Regions from separate parts of the Homo sapiens genome. Here region 2 is linked to region 1. Evidence: read pairs that join two places in POLR2A ChIA-PET (ENCODE). Cell type or tissue: A673. All regions are shown on one strand. Each heading gives the region's core, and the rest is flanking DNA. Links, peaks and the distances in the headings are about the cores only.

Evidence for each region. Peaks named below come from ENCODE experiments on the same cell type or tissue, not always from the same donor. Only the 100,000 strongest peaks of a DNase experiment are listed, where the experiment ranks them.
Region 2: POLR2A ChIA-PET joins it to region 1 with 5 read pairs; 1 of 35 experiments calls an interaction of 5 or more read pairs at or near these places.

What each region holds. Positions count from the first base shown.
Region 1 is chr11:65,930,381-65,940,880 of GRCh38, forward strand. LOC105369350 (a long non-coding RNA gene) reads right to left here. Exons shown (of 3, transcript XR_950212.3): 2 at 7,928-8,099; 3 at 7,412-7,716. Among named protein-coding and RNA genes, the nearest start is that of TSGA10IP, 9.8 kb to the right of the region's middle. RefSeq lists an enhancer at 6,857-7,381. In A673, for the core only: no CTCF peak of the experiment used is centred there; no DNase peak of the experiment used is centred there.
Region 2 is chr11:66,145,496-66,155,995 of GRCh38, forward strand. All of the region lies in intron 1 of PACS1 (phosphofurin acidic cluster sorting protein 1), which reads left to right. LOC124902833 (small nucleolar RNA U13) reads left to right here and starts at 7,126; the gene lies at 7,126-7,230. In A673, for the core only: no CTCF peak of the experiment used is centred there; a DNase peak (open chromatin) is centred at 5,986.

The DNA.
Region 1 (10,500 bases), core at 3,143-5,642:
AAAAAAAAAAAAAAAAATTTAGGCCACATGGGATGGCTCACACCATAATCCCAGCACTTTGGGAGGCCAAGGCAGGAGGATCACTTGAGGCCAGGAGTTTGATACCAGCCTAGGCAACATAGTGAGACCCTGTCTCTAAAAAAATTATTAAAAAATTTTTTAAATAAAATAATAAAATATAATTAAAAGAGAAAATAAAGATCAGAAACAATAGCATACATATATAAATATGCAACCCATAAAGGCCTGTAAAAGTGCTTTATTAATTCAATATCAAATTTAGTTCTGAGCTTTCTGGCAGCCAAAGCAAAAAACTTTTTTTTTTTTTTCCGGAGAAAACTTCTTCAGTGGAAAGAAATTTTTTCCTAGACTTTAGCTGCAAAAGAACAGTTTCAGATGGGGCCTGCGGTGTGATGTGGTGAAGGCCAATCTCAGCCGCATTCGCACAGCCAAAGCCTGTAATAAGCCTCCCACAATGAGTCCTTGGAGAATGGGTCCAGGCGATTCAGTTGTTCTCATTTGGGCTCGCCTTGACCTCTCAGTGGCTCTTGTCATAGTTGGTCGCTTGCCTCCTCTTTGAAACACTTTCTTCACTTGGATGGGGGCCCTCACTCTCTTGGCAATCTTTTTTTTTTTTTGAGACGGAGTCTCGCACTCTCACCCAGGCTGGAGTGCAGTGGCGCCATCTCGGCTCACTACAAGCTCCGCCTCCCGGGTCCACACCATTCTCCTGCCTCAGCCTCCCGAGTAGCTGGGACTACAGGCGCCCGCCACCACGCATGGCTAATTTTTTTTATTTTTACTAGAGACGGGGTTTCACCGTATGAGCCAGGATGGTCTCGATCTTCTGACCTTGTGATCCGCCGCCTCATCCTCCTAAAGTGCTGGGATTACAGGCGTGAGCCACCGCGCCCGGCCTCTCTTGGCAATCTTCTTCCCCACCGTGGGCTGTGGTCTTGTCTCCATGGCCACATCTCCCTGACCTCTCTTGACCTCTGAATGGTGGTGGGCCCAGGCTCAGACCTCTCCCCTGCCCTCCCTTCCCCTCCCTTCCCCTCCCCTCCCACTTCCTGGATGACAGGCCACTGTTTCCACCCCAGGCCCTCCAGTCTAATTTCTACTCACAGCCAGAGGGAGTGCAGCCATTACATCTTATGCTGCCATTTCCTCATCGTCCTGTGATCACCTAAAGTTACTAAACAAATCTCTATTAAAGTGCCCAGTTTTGTGTAGTGGCCAAATCCCAGAACTTGATTTAGAATGAAGTATTCTTGGGCTGGGCGTGGTAGTACGCACCTGTAGTCCCAGCTGGTCGTGAGGCTGAGGCTGCAGGGATCGCTTGAGTTTGAGGCTGCAGGGACCCAAGATAGCACCACTGCACTCAAGCCTGGGCAACAGAGCGAGAGCTTGTCTCAAAACAAACAAACAAACAAACAAACAAACAAAAAAAACGAACACAGCTTTTTCCACTTCTGGCCATTGCAGCCCCCACTGATAAGGAGTCAGGGAAGTCGGGTCTGCGCCTCTCCCTGGCCCCATTCCCAGGCTTGAGAAGACGCTGCCTTTGGAGAACAGGGAGGGAGGGCAGTGGGTGCAGAGAGTGCATCCTGGATTGACACTGGTGTAAGATGGCATCTCACTCCTTGGGTGGCAGCTGTCTAAAGCTGGCTCCTGCCCTCAGGGGTTTTATGGGCTCCCTTATGTACTACCCCCTTGACTGAAACTCCTGGCAAAGGGGCAGCCCCTCTCTGTTGACTGGCTCTGGTTTTCTTTCAAGTGGCATGCACTACCCCACTCTGTTGCATACCCTGTGCCAGAGAAAACAAGCCCGTGGGGCCAGACCCCTTTTTCCATTCCTGCGGTCCAGTGCCCACTGCAGGTCACCTCCTTTCTGGAGGCCTTTCCTACCAATGACCCACGGGGGTGCCATGACTGCAGGAAGCCCACCTCAAGCGCTCTGGGGGGCTTCCTTGAAGCACTTCTCACCAGATTTGAGGTTAGAAGGCAGCTCCCCAGCTCCACCCCCTGCAGACTCACTGCCATAGCAGCTCTTTCCAAATCAAATCACCGCAAACTGCCCCTTTCAAATCCACCCTCGATCCCTTTATACTCTTGCGGTGGATGAGGGGCTTCGACAGTGGCAACATGGGTTTCTGCTTTCTTTAAAATTTTGCAGTTTGGCCAGGAGCAAGCACTTCACTTTGGCATTTCATATCCATTCCATTCTAGAGCCTCAGTCAAATATTCTTGCACGCTGTTCATCCTTAGGACAAACCCAGAATCCTTTCCCTGGCTCCCAGGCCCCACGTGATCTGACTCTTGAGCACCCCCCCATGGAGGTTTATTTATTTATTTTTTTGAGGCGGAGTCTCACTCTGTCGCCCAGGCTGGAATACAATGACGCGATCTCAGCTTGCTGCAACCTCTGCCTCCCGGGTTCAAGTGATTCTTGAGCCTCAGCCTTCCGAGTAGCTGGGACTACAGGTGTGTGCCACCATACTTGGCTAATTGTTTTGTATTTTTTTAGTAGAGACGGGGTTTCACCATGTTGGCCAGGCTGATCTCAAACCTCTGACCTCAAGCGATCTGCCCAACTCGGCATCCTAAAGTGCTAGGATTACAGGTGTGAGCCACCGTGCCCAGCCCCCCATGGAGGTTTAAAATATCAAAATACCAACCTGGGCACAGTGGCACACACCTGTAGTCCCAGCTACTCAATAGGATCGTTCTAGCCCAGGAATTTGAGTCCAGTCTGAGCAACATAGCAAAACCCCATTTCCAAATAACATAAAATATCAAAATACCAAAAAACATTACAAATAATTGTATGTTGGTAAATATAGAAACTTAAGCAAAGTAAATACCTTTCTGGAAGAATGTGAAATGTCAAAATTGGCACAAAAATATCAAAACTTCAGTAGACCCATAACCAGGAAAGAAAATTGAGTAGCTCATGCCTGTGACCTCAGCACTTTGTTTTATTTTGTTTTTGAGATGGAGTCTCACTCTTATTGCCCAGGCTGGAGTGTGGTGGCGCAATCTCGGCTCACTGCAACCCCTGCCTCCCATTTTCAAGCGATTCTCCTGCCTCAGCCTTCCGAGTAGCTGGGATTAAAGGCGCCAGCCACCACGCCCAGCTAATTTTTTTGTATTTTTAGTAGAGACAGAGTTTCACCACGTTGGCCAGGCTGGTCTCGAACTCCTGACCTCAGGTGATCCACCTGGCTAAGCCTTCCGAAGTGCTGGGATTACAGGTGTGAGCCACTGCACCCGTCCTAACCTCAGCACTTTGGGAGGCTAAGGCAGAAGGATCATTTGAGGCGAGGAATATAAAATCAGCCTGGGAAACATAGCGAGACCCTGTCTCTTGGGAAAACAACAACAACAACAACACTACAATAGGCCGGGCACAGTGGCTCACGCCTATAATCTTAGTACTTTGGGAGGCTAAGGCAGGCAGATCACCTGAGGTTGGGAGTTCGAGACCAGCCTGGCCAACATGGTGAAACTCTGTCTCTACTAAAAATACAAAAATTACCCGGATGTGGTGGCACATGCCTGTAATCCCAGCTACTTGGGAGGCTGAGGCACGAGAATCACTTGAACCTGGGAGGTGGAGGTTGCAGTGAGCCGAGATCACTCTACTGCACTCCAGCCTGGGCGACAGAGCAAGACTCCATCTCAAAAAAAAAAAAAAAAAAAAAACTAAAAGAAAAAGAAACTTGTAATCTGAGACTCCAATGTGAAAAAACCCAATAGAAATGTTTTTATAGGGCAGTTCTACCAGCCTTTGGAGGAACAGATGGTCCTTATCTCACACCAGTTGTTACAGAAGCCAGAAAGAGAGAAGGCTGCCCAATTTCTTGTATGACCCCCGCAAGCCAGATAAAGACAGTATCAGAAAAGTCTGTACACAGAGCATTTCGTTATGGACACAGATGTTAAGCGTAAACTAATAGAATAGAATATAGGAAAATACCCCACCTAGGGATAGGAAAAGAAAGACTCTCAAAATACAAAGCTCTATTCAAAAACATTTATGAGTCTAACTCCATCAAAATTAAAGATTTTTTTTTTACCAGACTTAAAAAAAGATTAAGGATTTCTGGCCAGGCACGGTGGCTCACACCTGTAATCCCAGCACTTTGGGAGGCCAAGGTGGGTGAATCACTTGAGGTCAGGAGTTCGAGGGCAGCCTGGCCAACATGGTGAAACCCCATCTTTACAAAAATTAGCCAGTCGTGGTGGCACATACCTGTAATCCCAGCTACTCGGGAGGCTGAGGCAGGATAATTGTTTTGAACGTGGGTGGTGGAGGTTGCAGTGAGCTGAGATTGCACAACTGCACTCCAGTCTGGGTAACAGAGCGAGAGAGCGAGAATCCGTCTCGAAAAAAAAAAAAAAGTACCAGACCTCATTTTATGACCCCAGGGTTAGTCAAAATTCATAAGGTGAATAATGTCAATGTTTGGTGAGAATGTGGGCAGACAGAAATCCTTGGTCTTCTGTAGGCACATAAACTGACAGCCCTTCTCTCAAGCAATCTGAAATTAGGTGTATGTTTATGCCAAGACCTTACACTCTCAGCCTTGGATAAGTAGGCCAGAGAGATTCTCATTCAGGTGTACAAAGAGGCATGTGCAGCGGTGTTGACCACGGTGTTCTTTGTGAGAACAGGACTTGGGAGCCAGTCTGGCATCCATTGTCAGAAGGATGAATTAAGTAAAGCATACAAAGGGAAACTACGGAACACTATGCAACAGTCAGGATCTACAAGGCTTTTAAAACACAGTGCGGGCCAGGCACAGTGGCTCACGCCTGTATTCCCAGCACTTTGGGAGGCCGAGACGGGCGGATCACCTGAGGTCAGCAGTTCAAGACCAGCCTGGCCAACATGGTGAAACCTGGTCTCTACTAAAAAATAAATACAAAAATTAGCTGGGTATGGTAACGCAAGTCTGTAATCCCAGCTACTTGGGAGGCTGAGGCAGGAGAATTGCTTGAGCCCGGGAGGTGGAGGTTGCAGCGAGCTAAGATTGCACCACTGCACTCCAGCCTGGGCAACAAAGCGAGACTCTGTCTCAAAAAAAAAAAAAATCAAAAAACAAAAAACAAAAACAAAAACCACAGTGTTAGCAGCGGAGGGTGGCATGTGCCCATAATCCCAGATACTTGGGATGCTGAGGCGGGAGGATCTCTTGACCCCAGGAGTTTGAGGCCAGCCTGGGCAATATGAGACCTTGTCTCTAAAAACAAAACGATGGGGCATGGTGATTCATGCCTATAATTCCAGCTTTTTTTTTTTTTTTTTGAGAAGGAGTCTCGCTCTGTTGCCCAGGCTGGAGTGCAGTGGCATGATCTTGGCTCACTACAAGCTCTGCCTCCCGGGTTCACGCCATTCTCTGGCCTGAGCCTCCCGAGTAGCTGGGACTACAGGCGCCCGCCACCATGCCCGGCTAATTTTTTGTATTTTTAGTAGAGACGGGGTTTCACCATGTTAGCTAAGATGGTCTCAATCTCCTGACCTCGTGATCCTCCCTCTTCGGCCTCCCAAAGTGCTGGGATTACAGGCGTGAGCCACCGCGCCCAGCCTAATTCCAGCTTTTATTTATTTATTTATTTATTTCTGAGATGGAGTCTTGTTCTGTCACCCAGGCTGGAGTGCAGTAGTGTGATCTCAGCTAGCTGCAACCTCTGCCTGGGTTCAAGTGATTCTCCTGCTTCAGCCTCCTGAGTTAGCTGGGACTACAGGTGTGTGCCACCATGCCCGACTAATTTTTGTATTTTTAGTAGAGACGGGATTTCACAGTGATGGCCAGGCTTGTCTTGAACTCCTGACCTCAAGTAATCCACCTGCCTCGGCCTCCCAAAGTGCTGGGATTACATGCATAAGCCACCTTGCCCAGCCTGATTCTAGCATTTTGAGTAGGCTTAAGCGGGAGGAGTCCTTGAGGCCAGGAGTTCAAGATTAGCCTAGGCAGCATAGTGAGACCTCTGTCTCTCCAAAACTAATTTTTTTTTAAAGTAGCCAGGCATGGTGGCACATGCCTGTAGTCCAAGCTACTCAGGACGTTGTGGTTGTGGTAGAGGATCACCTGAGCCCAGGAGTTCGAGGCTGCAGTGAGCTATAATCACACCACTGCACTCCAGCCTGGGTGACAGAGTGAGGCCTTATCTCTAGAAAATAAAATAAATTTTAAAAACCCTAAAGCACAGTTTTGAAGGAAACGAGTAAGGAACAAAAATGAGATCAATACTGCTTATGCAAATTAAATACATACAATACCATTTATTTATTTTTATACTTAGTTTTATTTTTTATGTTTTTCTTGAGACAGGGTTTCACTCTGTCACCCAGACTGGAGTGCAGTGGTGTGATCATAGCTCATTGCAGCCTCAACCTCCTGGGCGCAGGTGATCCTCCCGCCTCAGCCTCCCGAGTAGCTGGAACTACAGGGACACGCCACCATGCCCAGCTAATTTCTTTGTATATTTTTGTGGAGCTGGGGTTTCACCATGTTTCTCAGGCTGGTCTCCAACTCCTGAACTCCAGCAATCCACCTACCTTGACCTCCCAAAGTGCTGGGATTACAGGCGTGAGCCACTGCACCCGGACCACAATACCACTTACATAAACAAAAAATACATACACACAAAAATGATAAAAGCTTCACAATGATCCGTTAACATCTTTCTTTCTTTCTTTTTCTTTCTTTCTTTCTTTCTCTCTCTCTTTCTTTCTTTCTCTCTTTATTTATTTATTTTTTTCAGAGTCTTGCTCTGTTGCCCAGGCTACAATGCAGTGGCATGTTCTCAGCTCACTGCAACATCTGCCTCCCATGTTCAAGCAATTCTCCTGCCTCAACCTCCTGAGTAGCTGGGATTACAGGCACGTGCCACCACGCCTGGCTAATTTTTGTATTTTTAGTAGAGATGGGGTTTCACCATGTTGGCCAGGCTGGTTTCGAACACCTGACCTCAAGTGATCCACCTGCCTCGGCCACCCAAAGTGCTGGGATTACAGGCATGAGTCACCACGCCCAGCCTATTCACATTTAAATAGGATGGAGCGGGGATCAAAGATGAAGAAGAAAATACAAAGGCAAAACAAGAGTCGCATTGCATCCATTGATGCTTTTTGTATGCTGTGAAATAAGGAATACAATAAACTCAGCTATCTGCTCCCCAGGACTAATGCAGAAGAGAAATGTGCAAAGGACATGGACAGGAATTCACAGAGGTAGCACAAATGGTCCATGGAGATAGGAAAATACTTGAACCTCACAAATAATGAAGGTGTGGAGACAAAAATGACCCCATCTTAGACGTGAATCCGCCATGCTGACTTCTGAATAGCTGCAGTCCCGTGAATACCTCCTGATTCCTACTCTATTTACTGCCCTTAGCATAAGACTATGTCCACCTTGATGTTATCACACCAATTATAGGCTATAACGTATGCAGATTCTTGCCTGTTCTGGAGGGCTGCCTTTAATTGTCTTGCACAGAACACTCATACCCTTTCCCTATGGTACATAAGCCTTGGCTCTAGGATGACAGGCACGGAGATCTGTTTGTCTCGTGGCTGCCCAAGACCAAGCTTGTCTGTAAGGTCACCCAAATAAATCACCCTGTACCAGCAAACTGGATTTGTCTGCCTTGTTCTTTGGTTTCTCTGCTCCTTCAGCATTCGGGAGCTGCCTTGCATATCTGGCCCTTTCATGAAAGAGAAGAGAATACAAGTTATTGCAACAATGCAATAATAGCTTTTCATCTATCAGATTAGCAAAGTGAAAATTATAATTGCTGGTGAGGGTATAAATACTGTTGATGGAAATCTATAATGATTGAGCCTTTAGGGGGAATAATTAGGCACCATCAAGATCTAAATGGCTTAGAGCTAGCTAGTTTGCTTATAGAACATTACCTTGCAGAAATCTCAAGACACATTTCCAGGGATGTCCGCAGCTGCAGTGTCTGGAGTGAGGACGCAAGCGGAAGCAGTCCCGGTGTTTGACAAAAGGACACAGGTGATGTACATTAGGTGGGTCAGACAGCCAAACAGTGATGATGGTAAAGACTGGGTGGCTCTGTATGTCCTGACATGGAAAGAATATAACATTCTAGTAGGCAAAACCAGGATGATCTCATTTTTGTTGAAAAATATGTATATGTAGGTTTGTATACACACACACACACACACACACACACACACACACACACACGTCTATCTCTAAAATCACAAGATATTCAAATGGTACACTGGCTCAGGTCTTGGTTTTGCATCGGAGGCCAAGGACAAAGCAATAGCCCCAGGGCCCTGCATTGCTAATCAGGTGCCAGGCCCCCTTGCAGTGAGGACAGGACACTCCTGACCTCAAGTGATCCACCCACCTCAGCCTCCCAAAGTGCTGGGATTACAGGCGTGAGCCACCGCGCCCGGCCCAGACTAGACATTTCAATTTCAATTTCTGAGGCTGTTCTTAGTGATCAGAGGACTTTTCACTACCTGAGGTGACTTGAGAAGTCATAGTGCCTGCTCACGTCTTATCCAGGCCTGGGAACGGCTTGGCCCAAGGGGGAGTGGGTGGGTGGAAAAGGATGCAGCTGTCTCTGTCCGAATGCTGCACCCCGCCTTGCTCAGGGTGTCAGTTCCACATTTGTTTGTGCTCACAGGGGAAAAACACGGGCCAAATACACACCCAAAAGTTAACAGCAGTTCTACTGCACAGATTTAATTTTTTTTTAGACAGAGTTTTACTCTTGTTGCCCAGGCTGGAGTGCAGTGGTACGATCTCGGCTCACTGCAACCTCTGCCTCCCTGATTCAAGCGATTCTCCTGCCTGAGCCTCCCAAAGTAGCTGGGATTACAGGCGCCTGCCACCACACCCTGGTAATTTTTTTGTATTTTTAGCTGAGACGGGGTTTCATCATGTTGACCAGGCTGGTCTCGAACTCCTGACCTCAGGTGATCCACCTGCCTCAGCCTCCCAAAGTGCTGGGATTACAGCTGTGAGCCACTGCACCTGGTCATATTTAAATTTTTGACAGTGTGCATATATTACTTCTATTATCTGAAGAACCAATAAAGATGTTTTCTATCTGTACATGTATTTATTATTTTATTGTATTGTATTTCATTTTATTTTATTTTATTTTATTTTATTTTTTGAGACAGTCTCATTCTGTTGCCCAGGCTGGAGTGCAGTGGTGTGATCTTGGCTCACTGCAGCCTCCACCCCCTGGGTTCAAGCAATTCTCCCATCTCAGCCTCCCGAGTAGCTGGGACTACAGGCATGCACCTCCATGCCCGGCTAATTTTTTTGTATTTTAAGTAGAGACAGGGTTTATCCATGTTGCTTGGGCTGGTCTCAAACTCCGGTGCTCAAGCCATCCTCCTGCCTCAGACTCTCAAAGTGCTGGGATTACAGGCGTGAGCCACTACTCCAGGCTCCCATTGCAGGTTTTAAGCAGAAGTCTTTAAAAAATGGCCCAAGCTGGCCGGGCTCGGTGGCTTACGCCTGTAATCCCAGCACTTTGGGAGGCAGAGGCGGGTGGATCATGAGGTCAGGAGATCGAGACCATCCTGGCTAACACAGTGAAACCCCGCCTCTACTAAAAATACAAAAAATTAGCCGGGCATGGTGGCGGGCGCCTGTAGTCCCAGCTACTCGGGAGGCTGAGGCAGGAGAATGGCGTCAACCCAGGAGGCGGAGCTTGCAGTGAGCCGAGATTGCGCCACTGCACTCCAGCCTGGACGACAGAACAAGAGACTCCATCTCAAAAAAAAAAAAAATGGCCCAGGCTGCTGGGTTGGGAATTGACCATGAAGAAGCAGAAAGTCTATGTAGAAGACAACGGATGTTGAGAATGCTCCAAATAGCTGGTGGTAAGCGTTCAGATTCTGAATGCACTTTGAAATCAGGAACAACTGTTGGATAGGACATAGCATTTCAGAGAGAGAAAAGCCTAGGCTTTTGGTTCGAGAAACTAGAAGGATAGCATAGTCACTAGGCCAAGATGGAGAGGGCTGTGGGGAGGGTCAGGGAGTCAGTTTCAGAGTTGTTGAATGTGAGATGCCTGTTAGACACCTAGATGGAGCAGTGGACTGGGTCATTCGAGTTTGGGAGGCAGGACTCACCTTCTGAGCTTGAGGGAGATGTCTGGACTACAGATAAAAGTGGGGTTCATTGTCTGATAGATTTTATTTAAAATGAGCCTGTCATGCCTGTAATCCCAGCACTTTGGGAGTCTGAAGCAGGAAGATCTCTTGAGCCCAGGGGTTCAAGACCAGCCTGTGCAACATGGCTAGACGTTGTCTCTACAAAAAATACAAAAAATCAGCTGGGCATGGTGGTGCACACCTTTAGTTCCAGCTGCTCAGGAGGCTGAGGCGGGAGTGTCACTTGAGCCCAGGAGGTCGAGGCTGCAGTGAGCCATGATCACGCAACTGCACTCCAGTCAGTCTAGGTGACAGAGTGAGACCTTGTCTCAAAAAAA
Region 2 (10,500 bases), core at 4,603-7,102, 220 kb after region 1:
AGCCCAAAACTTAATTAACAGAGATCCTGGAAATGAGACAGTTACAGAGGGGTCTGAAGGGCTGTCCACACATTTCTGGCTGACTTAGAAGCCTCTGCACACATGCAGGTAAAACTAGAGAGATCCCATGGTACCCATTTGTCCCTGGTTGGCTGGGAATCTGCATGAACGTATGAAGGAAATGTGACAGGGCTGATCCGAAAGGAAAAGTGGGATAGACCTGAAAACTGCTTGAACTTTTGCTCCCTAACCCTGCACAGACCCATGGGCAGAGGTTGGAAGCCTAGTAGGCTCAAGAGATGCAAACACAACCTGTAACCAATCATTGCCTGATCACTAAGCTGTGTGTCAGCAAGTCAGGCTTAAAAATAAAAACAAGAATTTGAAAAGAAAAACTGGAAAAAAGAAGAAAAGAAACTGAGTAGAGACATCAAATAGCCACACATCACAGGGGAGACAGATTTTGTAGATTTAGTCAGGGCAAATTACTAAAGAAATAACACACGTGAAAAATTACAGTTGAGAGTTGCTACAATATATTATCTAAAACATCTAGTTTTTTAAAATTATGATTATGTCTGTAATTTATTATGGTTATGTCTGTAAGGAATGGCTACAGAAAACAAACAGAAAAACAAACACTAATGGGACAAAAAAAACAGGAAAGGGTGGTTCATATTCAGGGAAGATAATCAGTCAATAGAAACTGTCTCTGAGAGAGCCTAGATGTTAGGTTTAGTAAACAAAGACTTCAACACAGCTATTATACATGTGTTCAGGAAATACAGGAAACTATGCATGTCATGTTTAAATATTTAAAGAAATGTATGATGACAGTGACTCAATAAATCTCAATAAAACAGAAACTGTAAAAAAGAACCAAATGCAAATTCTGGAGATGAAAAATACAGTAACTAAAATTAAAAATTCACTACAGGAATTCAACAGCAGATTTGAGACACAGAAGAAAGAATCAGTGAACTTAAAGATAGATCAATAGAAACTGCCAATCTGAAGAACCTGAGAGAAAAAAATGAACAGAGCCTCAGAGATCTGTGGGACAACATCAGGCATACCAACACACATGTCACAGACTCCTACAAGGAAAGGAGAAGAAAGGGCAGAAAAAAAATGTATGAAGTAACAGCCAGAAACTTCCTACATTTGATGAAAATCATGAATCTATGAAAACTTCAAATCGGATAAATATTAAGGGATCCACACCTAGGCATATCCTGGTCAAATAATTGACAGGCAAAGACAAAAAGAGGCTGGGTGTAGTGGCTCACGCCTGTAACCCCAGCACCCCAGCACTTTGGGAGGCTGAGGTGGGCAGATCACTTGAGGTCAGGAGTTCGAGACCAGCCTGGCCAACATGGTGAAACCCCCGTCTCTACTAAAAAATACAAAAATTAGCTAGGCATGATGGCACATGCCTGTAATCCCAGCTACTCAGGAGGCTGAGGCAGGAGAATCGCTTGAACCTGGAAAGTGGAGCTTGCAGTGAGCCGACATCATGCCTGCCACTGCACTCCAGCTTGGGCGACCAAGTAAGACACTGTCTAAAAACAGACAAAGACAAAAAGAATAAGAATGTCTTGAAAGCAGCAAGAAAAAGATAACTCCTCAAGTTTTTTATTGTAACAGTATGAATGTTTGCTGACTTCTCAGCAGAAACAGTGTAGGGTAGAAGGCAATGGAATGACATATTCAAAGTACTGAAAGAAAAAACGAAACAAAACAAAATTTTTATATCTAGCAAAAGTATTCTTCAAAAATGAAGGCAAAATAAAGACATTCCTAGATAAACAAAGACTAGGAATTGCTTGCTACGAGATCTACCTGAAAGAAGTTTTTTTGACTGAGAGGAAAATTCTACCAATGGACAGTAATTTAGATCCACAAGACTAAAGGAAGAACACCAAAATTGCCAAATATTTGGGTAAATGTAAGATAATATATAAAAATAGCTGAGGCTTAAAGTAGTAAAGAACATTCTCCTGGTAAGAGGAAAATGATAACAATGGAAACTTGAGTCAATTTAAAGGAATAAAGAATGCTAAAAATAGTAAGTATGTAGGTAAACATAAGAAATTTTCTAATGTTGTAATTTTTCTAAATGGTAATTGACAGTAAAAAGCAAAAATAATAACAATGTATTATGGAGTTAAAACATGTAGAATAGAGAGTAAAGGGGTGATTCCTGGAGGCTGGGAAGGTTAGGGGGTAGTGGGAGGGAAGTGGGTTAGTTAATTGGTACAAAAAGAAAGAATGAATAAGAGCTAGTATTTGCTAGCACAACAGTGTGACTGTAATCAGAAATAATTGTGATATAAAAATAACTAATTATTGTCTGTGACACAAATGATAAATGCTTAAGATGATGGATACCCCATTTACCCTGATGTGATTATTAGGTATTGCATGCCTATATCAAAGCATCTCAAATAACCTATAAATATATACACCTTCTATATACCCACAAAAATTAAAAATAAATTTTTAAAATTTAGAAATGAAATATACGGCCATAATAACAAAAGACATAAGGAAAAAAAAATACCTGAGACTCTCTTGTAGTTTGTTGAGTGTAATTGGCATAATCCTTTTGAAAGCTAGTTGGGCAGTAGCCATTAAAAATGTACTTTTTAAAAATTAATTATTATTATTATTTTTTGAGACAGAGTCTCACTCTATTGCCCAGGCTAGAGTGCAGTGGTGTGATCACAGCTTACTGCAGCCTTGACCTCCTGGGCTCAAGTGATCCTCTCAGCTTAGCTTCCCAGGTAGCTGGGACTACAGGCACACACCAGCATGCCTGGCTAATTTTTGTATTTTTTATAGAGATGGGTGTCTCGTGAGGCTGTACTCACACTCCAGGCCTCAAATGATCCTCTTGCCTCGGCCTCCCAGAGTGCTGGCATTACAGGTGTGAGCACCATGCCTGGCCTGCCATTAAAAATTTAAATGTTTAGTCCTTTTGACTTAGCACTTTCAGTTTTAAGAACACATATCATAGAAACACTACAATAACTTTGTAATAACTAAGAACTATAAAAAAGTCAAATGCCCATCAGAAAGGGACTGATTAAGTAAGTAGTATATTTATTTTGACTAACTATTATAACCATTAAAAGGAATGAAGTCAGGCCGGGTGCGGTGGCTCACGCCTGTAATCTCAGCACTTTGGGAGGCCAAGGAGGGCGGATCACTTGAGGTCAGGAGTTCAAGACCAGCCTGGCCAACATGGTGAAACCCCTTCTCTACTAAAAATACAAAAATTAGCTGGGCATGTTGGCGTGCATCTGTTATCCCAGCTACTTGGGAGGCTGAGGTGTGAGAATTGCTTGAACCAGGGAGGTGGAGGTTGCAGTGAGCCGAGATTGCACCACTGCACTTCAGCCCAGGTGACAGAGTGAGGCTCCATCTCAAAACAAAACAAAACAAAAAAGAATGAAGTCACTATATATGTTTTAACATGGAAAGGTGTCCACTTAACAGCTGCTAAATGTGATGCATTTGGTCGAAAAGAGATTGAGCAGCACAGAAGTATATGCTCAAAGGTATGTGTGAGCATGTGCACATGCACACGCACTTTTTTTTTTTTTTTTTTTTTTGAGATAGAGTCTCCCTCTGTCACCCATTCTGGAGTGTAATGGTGTGATCTTGGCTCATTGCAACCTCTGCCTCCTGGATTCAAGCAAGTCTGCCTCAGCCTCCCGAGTAGCTGGGATTACAGGCGTGCGCCACCACACATGACTAATTTTTGTATTTTTAGTAGAGACAGGTTTTCACCACGTTGGTCAGGCTGGTCTCGAACCCCTGACCTCAGGTGATGCGCCTGCCTCGGCCTCCCAAAGTGCTGGGATTACAGGTGTGAGCCACCATCCCCAGCCAACACGCACTTTTTTTTCTTCAGCCTTTTAATAGTGATCTTCTCTGGCGATTTATAGGATTGTTCCACTTTATTATATATTTCCAAAATAAGAGGTTTTTTTCCTACTGTGTGTTTCTACTTTTTCTACTTTTCAAACTATTACTTTAAAAACAAATATTTTATAAACATACACATTTTAAAAAGTAGCTCATAGCATAACATTAACTTTGTATTTGAAATTGTGAGATGAAATCAAGTACCCGGTCTATAAACAGCACTTTCTACATCCATTCCACATCTTGTGTTCGTGTGTGTGTGTGTGTGTGTGTGTGTGTTTTACATGTCTGTTCAGTACATTATAAGATCTTTGGGGGGCAAAACTGATCTTTTTTTTGAGACGGAGTTTCGCTCTTGTTGCCCAGACTGGAGTGCAGTGGCATGATCTCGGCTCACTGCAACCTCTGCCTCCCAGGTTCAAGCAATTCTCCTGCCTCAGCCTCCTGAGTAGCTGGGATTACAGGCATGCACCACCACACCTGGCTAATTTTGTATTTTTAGTAGAGATGGGGTTTCTCCATGTTAGTCAGGCTGGTCTCGAACTTGCCACCTCAGGCGATCCACCCGTCTCGGCCTCCCAAAGTGCTGGGATTACAGGCTTGAGCCACCACGCTCGGCCAAAACTGATCTTATTCATATTTGTTCAATTTCTCCCCCACATCCCCTCTCTCTATTCCTATCATATAGTGCTTTGCACATAACAGACCATCTGTGAATATTTATACTTTATTAAAGACATATAAAATAGTAATTATTCTCTACAGCAATTGGAATCCAATACAGTAATCTATATACAGTTATTTGATCCACTGACATACGTTCTTTCTCTTTCTCCCAAAAATAACCATTGAGACTAACAAAACCAAAACAAAACCGAAACAAAGAGCTCTAGCTTTTCCCATCTTCTCCAGTTACTAAATGTAGAACAGACTGGGTTTTGCTGACTTCTAGGCAGGAAACAGATTCTATTTCTAGGAACAGAATTCCTATATCTAACTGAGCTATTCTTTTTCTTTTATGTTGTTTCCTTTTCACTAAAATAGAAAAAAAAAAGAAACATTTTAAGCCTTTCTACCTTTGCTATATGACTTTATCACATGCAACATTTGGAATATTTGATCTAATAAATTTCTAAAGACAATTAGGACTTTGCCACTGAAGTGTTATTGTTCATTACTTGAAAACGTGTTACTTTTAAATGTTTTGTTTATAGCACTATGCCTTTAAAAGTAAGGTGTTATATTTAAAAATCCAAAAAGTAAATTACTTTCTGTTGGATTAGAGGAAATTTCCATTAAGGGAGATTGAAGTGGTTGCATAAACCCTCCTACAGATAACAATTGAAAGATCTGGGTAAAATATAAGAAACAACTAAAAGCATCCAAAAGCTGTCCCTAGAACCTGAGGAGAATTGACTCCTGAAACACTATAATAGAAGGAGCAAGAATTGCAAGTTTGTGACTTTTTTGCCAGAGGTTATGCATCAGTACCCATGGTGGTTTCAGTAGAAAGAAATGATAGTGGAAAGCTGCAGCCTTACAGATGAGAGGTGCCAAAGAAGAGAAGTCAGGGATGGAAGACAAGCTGGAAAGTTCAGGGGGGAATCCTGGAAACAAGAGAGGACTACAGAAAGGGGGAGGCCCCACATCTGAGTGAAAACTGCCCAAATTCCTGGTTGACTATTAAACTCTAAATGTATAGTGAAATCCCAGGGAGCCCAGCAAGACAAAAACAAAAATAAAAACCAGCCAACCAATGAAACAAAGCAAGCAGGCAGAGGCTAGAGAGGAATCTACCCTTAAAAGACAGACCTATACTAGATGAGATCTGTGAGGTTCATGCTTTTTAAAACAGTATATCCCTAAACTGTGAGCAGCGAAGCAGTGGAAAGCTGAAGCCTTACTGGCTTGGGGTTCAGAGGAAAGACCCTAATATTGCCCAAGCAGCTGAAAACTTAGGAGGAAATCACAAGAACACAAAAGTCACAGAGTGTGAGCCCCTAAATCTGAGTATGATCAGCCTAAATCCCTGGCTGTCTGCCAGATTACACAGAAGCATGGGAGACCCCAGGGAGCTAGGCTAGACGTTGTAAGAGCTGAGCAGAGATAGCAGCTGCTTCATACGACAGGAGAGACAGTTCGCAGTTTGAATCCAGGCAAGTTAACTGCCTACTAGAATATAAAAAGAGAAAGTTCTCAGAAGAACACAGTAGAATCCAGAGTTGCTATAACATCTTATCTACAATGCCAAGTTTTCAATCTACAATTACTAGACATGTAAATAAAATGGAAAGTCTAACTCATACTCAGGAAGAAAAGCAGTCAGTAGAGACTGACTCTGAGCATCTAAGTGGGTACAGTGTTGGATTTTGCAGGCAGACTGCAAAGCCACTGTGCTATGATCAAAGAATTAAAGGAAAAATAAGTGAACAGATAGAGAAATTGTAACAAAGAAATGGAAAGTGAAAAAATGGAAGTTGTAGAGCTCAAATAAGTAATAGCTGAAATAAAAACTCACTGGAGGCCGGGTGCAGTGGCTTACACCTATAATCCCACAACTTTGGGAGGTCAAGGCAGCAGGATCACTTGAGCTCAGGAGTTTGAGACCAGCCCGGGCAACATAGTGAGACCCCACCTCTACAAAGCAATTTTAAAATGAGCCAGGCATGATGGTATGTGCCTGTAGTGCCAGCTACTTGGGAGGCTGAGGTGGGAGGATCGTTTGAGCCCAAGAGATCGAGGCTGCAGTGAGCTGTGATCGTGCCACTGCACTCCAGCCTGGCTGACAACATGTCTCAAAAGAAAAAAAAAGTTCACTAGATGTGCTCAACAGCAGTTTTGAAATGACAGAGAAAAGAATCTGTGCCGTTGAAGATAGATCAATAGAAATTATCCCATCCAATGAAGAGAGGAGCAAAGATTGAAGAAAAGTGAGTAGAGCCTCAGAGACTTGTAGGACGATATCAGGTAGCCTAACATAAGTGTACTTGGAGTCTTAGAAAGGGAAGAGAAAAATAGGCAAAAAACAATATTTGAAGAAATAATATCCCCAAACTTCTTAAATATGGTAGAAAACACTATAGATTCAAGAAGTTCAGTGGAGTCTGAGCACAAAGGAAAAGCACTCATAGGCATATCATAGTCAAATTGCTGAAACCAAAGATAAAAAGAAAATCTTAAAAGCAGATAGAGATCCTTTTGCAGCTCATGAGTGTGACGATTGGGTGTTCATGCATGTGTGTGAGGTGTGCCACCCTCTGAACCTTGTTACAACATCAGCACATTACGTCTCTGAACTTGCATGGGGAGGGGAAGCAGGTAGAGAAAAGTGACACATTACATAAAAGGGATCAGTGTTACAAATGTGACTGACTTTTCATCAGAAATGAAGGAGGCCAGAAGACACTGGAACAGTATAGTCAAATACTGAGAGAAAAACCCTGTCAACCAAGAATCCAGTATCCAGAGAAACACATTTTCAAAAATGAGGGCTAAAGACATTTTCAGAAAAACAAAAATTGAGAGAATTCATCACCAGCAGACTTCCACTAAAAGAAGTTTTCAGAATGAAGGGAAATGATACCAGGTGGTAACTCATCTACAGGAAGAAATAAAGGGCATTGGAAATAGTAAATATGTAGGTAAATATAAAAGACTATGATTTTTTTCCTTCTCTAATTTCTTTAAGATACATATGTGTTTTTTTTTGAGATGGGGGTCTCACTATGTTGCCCAGGCTTGAGTGTGTTGGCTATTCACAAGGACAATTATGGTGCACTATAGCCTTGAACTCCTGGGCTCAAGCTATCATCCTGCTTCAGCCTCCTGAGTAGCAGAGACTACAGGCATGTGCCACTGTGCCTGCTGGTGACATAAGAAACAAGATTTTAAAGATTTTATAACACTCTAGTGCTGGGTTTATAATGTACATATAGGTTGGTCACAGTGGCTCACACCTGTAATCTCAGCCCTTTGGGAGGCCAAGGTGGGAGGATTGCTTGAGCCCAGAAGTTTGAGGCCAGCTTGGGCAACATGGTGAGACCTTTTCTCTACCTAAAAAATAAAAAACCTGGCCAGGCGCGGTGGCTCACGCCTGTAATCCCAGCACTTTGGGAGGCTCAGGTGGGCGGATCACGAAATTGGGAGATCGAGACCATCCTGGCTAACACGGTGAAACCCCGTCTCTACCAAAAATACAAAAAAATTGCCCGGCATGGTGGTGGGCACCTGTAGTCCCAGCTACTCTGGGGGCTGAGGCAGGAGAATGGCGTGAACCCGGGAGACGGAGCTTGCAGTGAGCCGAGATGGTGCCACTGCACTCCAGCCTGGGTGACAGAGCGAGACTGTCTCAAAACAAACAAACAAAAAAAACCTTTTAAACATAATATGTATATAGGTGTAATTATGACAACAGTAGCACTAAGATGGGGCAGGGCAAATGGAAATTTACTGTTGTAAGATTTGTACATTTTACCTGCTTAGAAGAGACACACTTTAAACACAGAGACACAGGTTAAAAGTGAAAGGATGGAAAAAGATTATACCATGAAAAGAATACACATAAGAAAGCTGAAGTGGCGATATTAACATCAAATGAAATAAATTTTAAGATGAGGAATATTGCTAGAGATTAAGGATACTTTATAATGATAAAAGGGTCAGTATCTTACAGAGCTATAAAAATCTTCAATGTGTATGTCCCTGATAACAGAGCTTCAAAATACTGAACCAGGTGCAGTGGCTCACGTCAGTAATCCCAGTGCTTTGGGAGTCCAAGGCAAGAGTATTGCTTGAGGCCAGGAATTCAAGACCAGCCTGGGCAACATAGTGAGATCCCATCTCTGCAAAAAAGTTTTAAAAATTAGCTTATTGTAGTGGTGCACACCTGTAGTCCTAGCTGCTCTAGAGGCTGAGGCAGGAGAATTGCTTGAGCCTGGGAATTCAAGGCTGCAGTGAGCTATGATAGCACCACTGCCCTCCAGCCTGGGCAACAGAGTGAGACCCTGTCTCTAAAAAATAAAAATAGAGAGGCTACTAGGACTGGTAAGTGAGTTTAGCGAGATACAGTAGGATCTCACTACTGTAAGAATACAAGGTCAGTATATCAAGAAAACCATTTATGTTTTGGTCAGAATACCAAAATAACAGATAACTGGAAAAAAAATTTTAAGTATAGTATTCCACTTGCCATATCATCCAAATACATGAAGTACTAGGGATAAATTTAACAAAATGTATGTAAAACTTACATACTGAAAACTACAAAATATTAGTATAAATAGGCTCGTGGATTGGAAATCTCAGTATCATAAACATAATCAATTTTCTACAAATTCATCTGTAGATTCAATACATTCTCAATCAAAATTTCTGCGTATTTTTGTTGTAGAAATTGAAAAGCTGGTTCTAGAATGTGTATGGAATGCAAAGTACTTAAAACTGGCAAAGCCAGCAAAAATTGAGGACTGACTTCTACAGCACCGCAAGGCTGTGATACTGGCAAAATAATAGACATGTACATAAATGAGAAGATGGAATCCAGAAAGAGATCCACACGTAAATAGACAATTGATTTGCAGCAAAGGTCCTGAGGCAATTCAATGGGGAAAGGAACATCTTTTCAACACATGGTACAGCAGCAACTAAATATCTGTGTGGAAGAAAACAAACATTAACCCATACCTTATACACTGCCCAGAAAGCTCAAAACGGACCAAAGTCCTAAACGAGTTAAAACTATAAAGCTTCTGGAAAAATTATAGGGGAAAACGTTCATGTGACTTCTGGGTGTGAAAAGATTTTCTAAGTAGGATACAAAAAGCACATACCATAAAATAAATGAATGCTAAATTGGACTTTATCAAAATTGAAATGTGCTTTTTCAGAAAGGAATGAAGAAAATGTACAATATGGGATAAAATGTTTACAATAGATAAATCTGACAAAGGATTGTAAAGAACTCTTACAGTTCAGTAATAGTAACCCCATTTTTTAAATGCACAAAAGATTTCAAAGTATACTTCACAAGGTAAGATAAAACAGTGGCCAGGAGCTACATAAAATACTTCATATTATTAATTATCAGAGAAAAGCAATTTCCAGCCATAATGAACTACCGCTCTTTACCCTCTACGTATGGCTAAAATTTAAGAGACTGATAGCTCCAGGTGTTGGCAAGGATGTGGCACAAGCAGAACTTTCATATCCTCTGTTGAGAATGTAAAGTAGTACTAGTTTAGAGAACAGTAGTTTGTTTTAAAGTTAAACAACAGTTACTCAAGGATACAGTAATTCCATGCCTAGATATTTATCTGAGAGGAATGAAAACGCAGAGGCTTCTCCATGAGTGTTTGTAGCAGCGTATTCATGACGGCCAAAGGCTGGAAACAATCCGGGGGCTCATCAGGTGAATGGATGAACAAACTGTGCTGTCCCAGTCCAATGAGAGCTCTGAGCAGGAAAAAGGAGCTCTAGACAGCATGGATCTGGCTCAAAAACATGCTTTGTGAAAGAAGCCAGACCCAGAGGTGTACATGCTGTATATTTATATAAAAGTCTCAAAGGTGC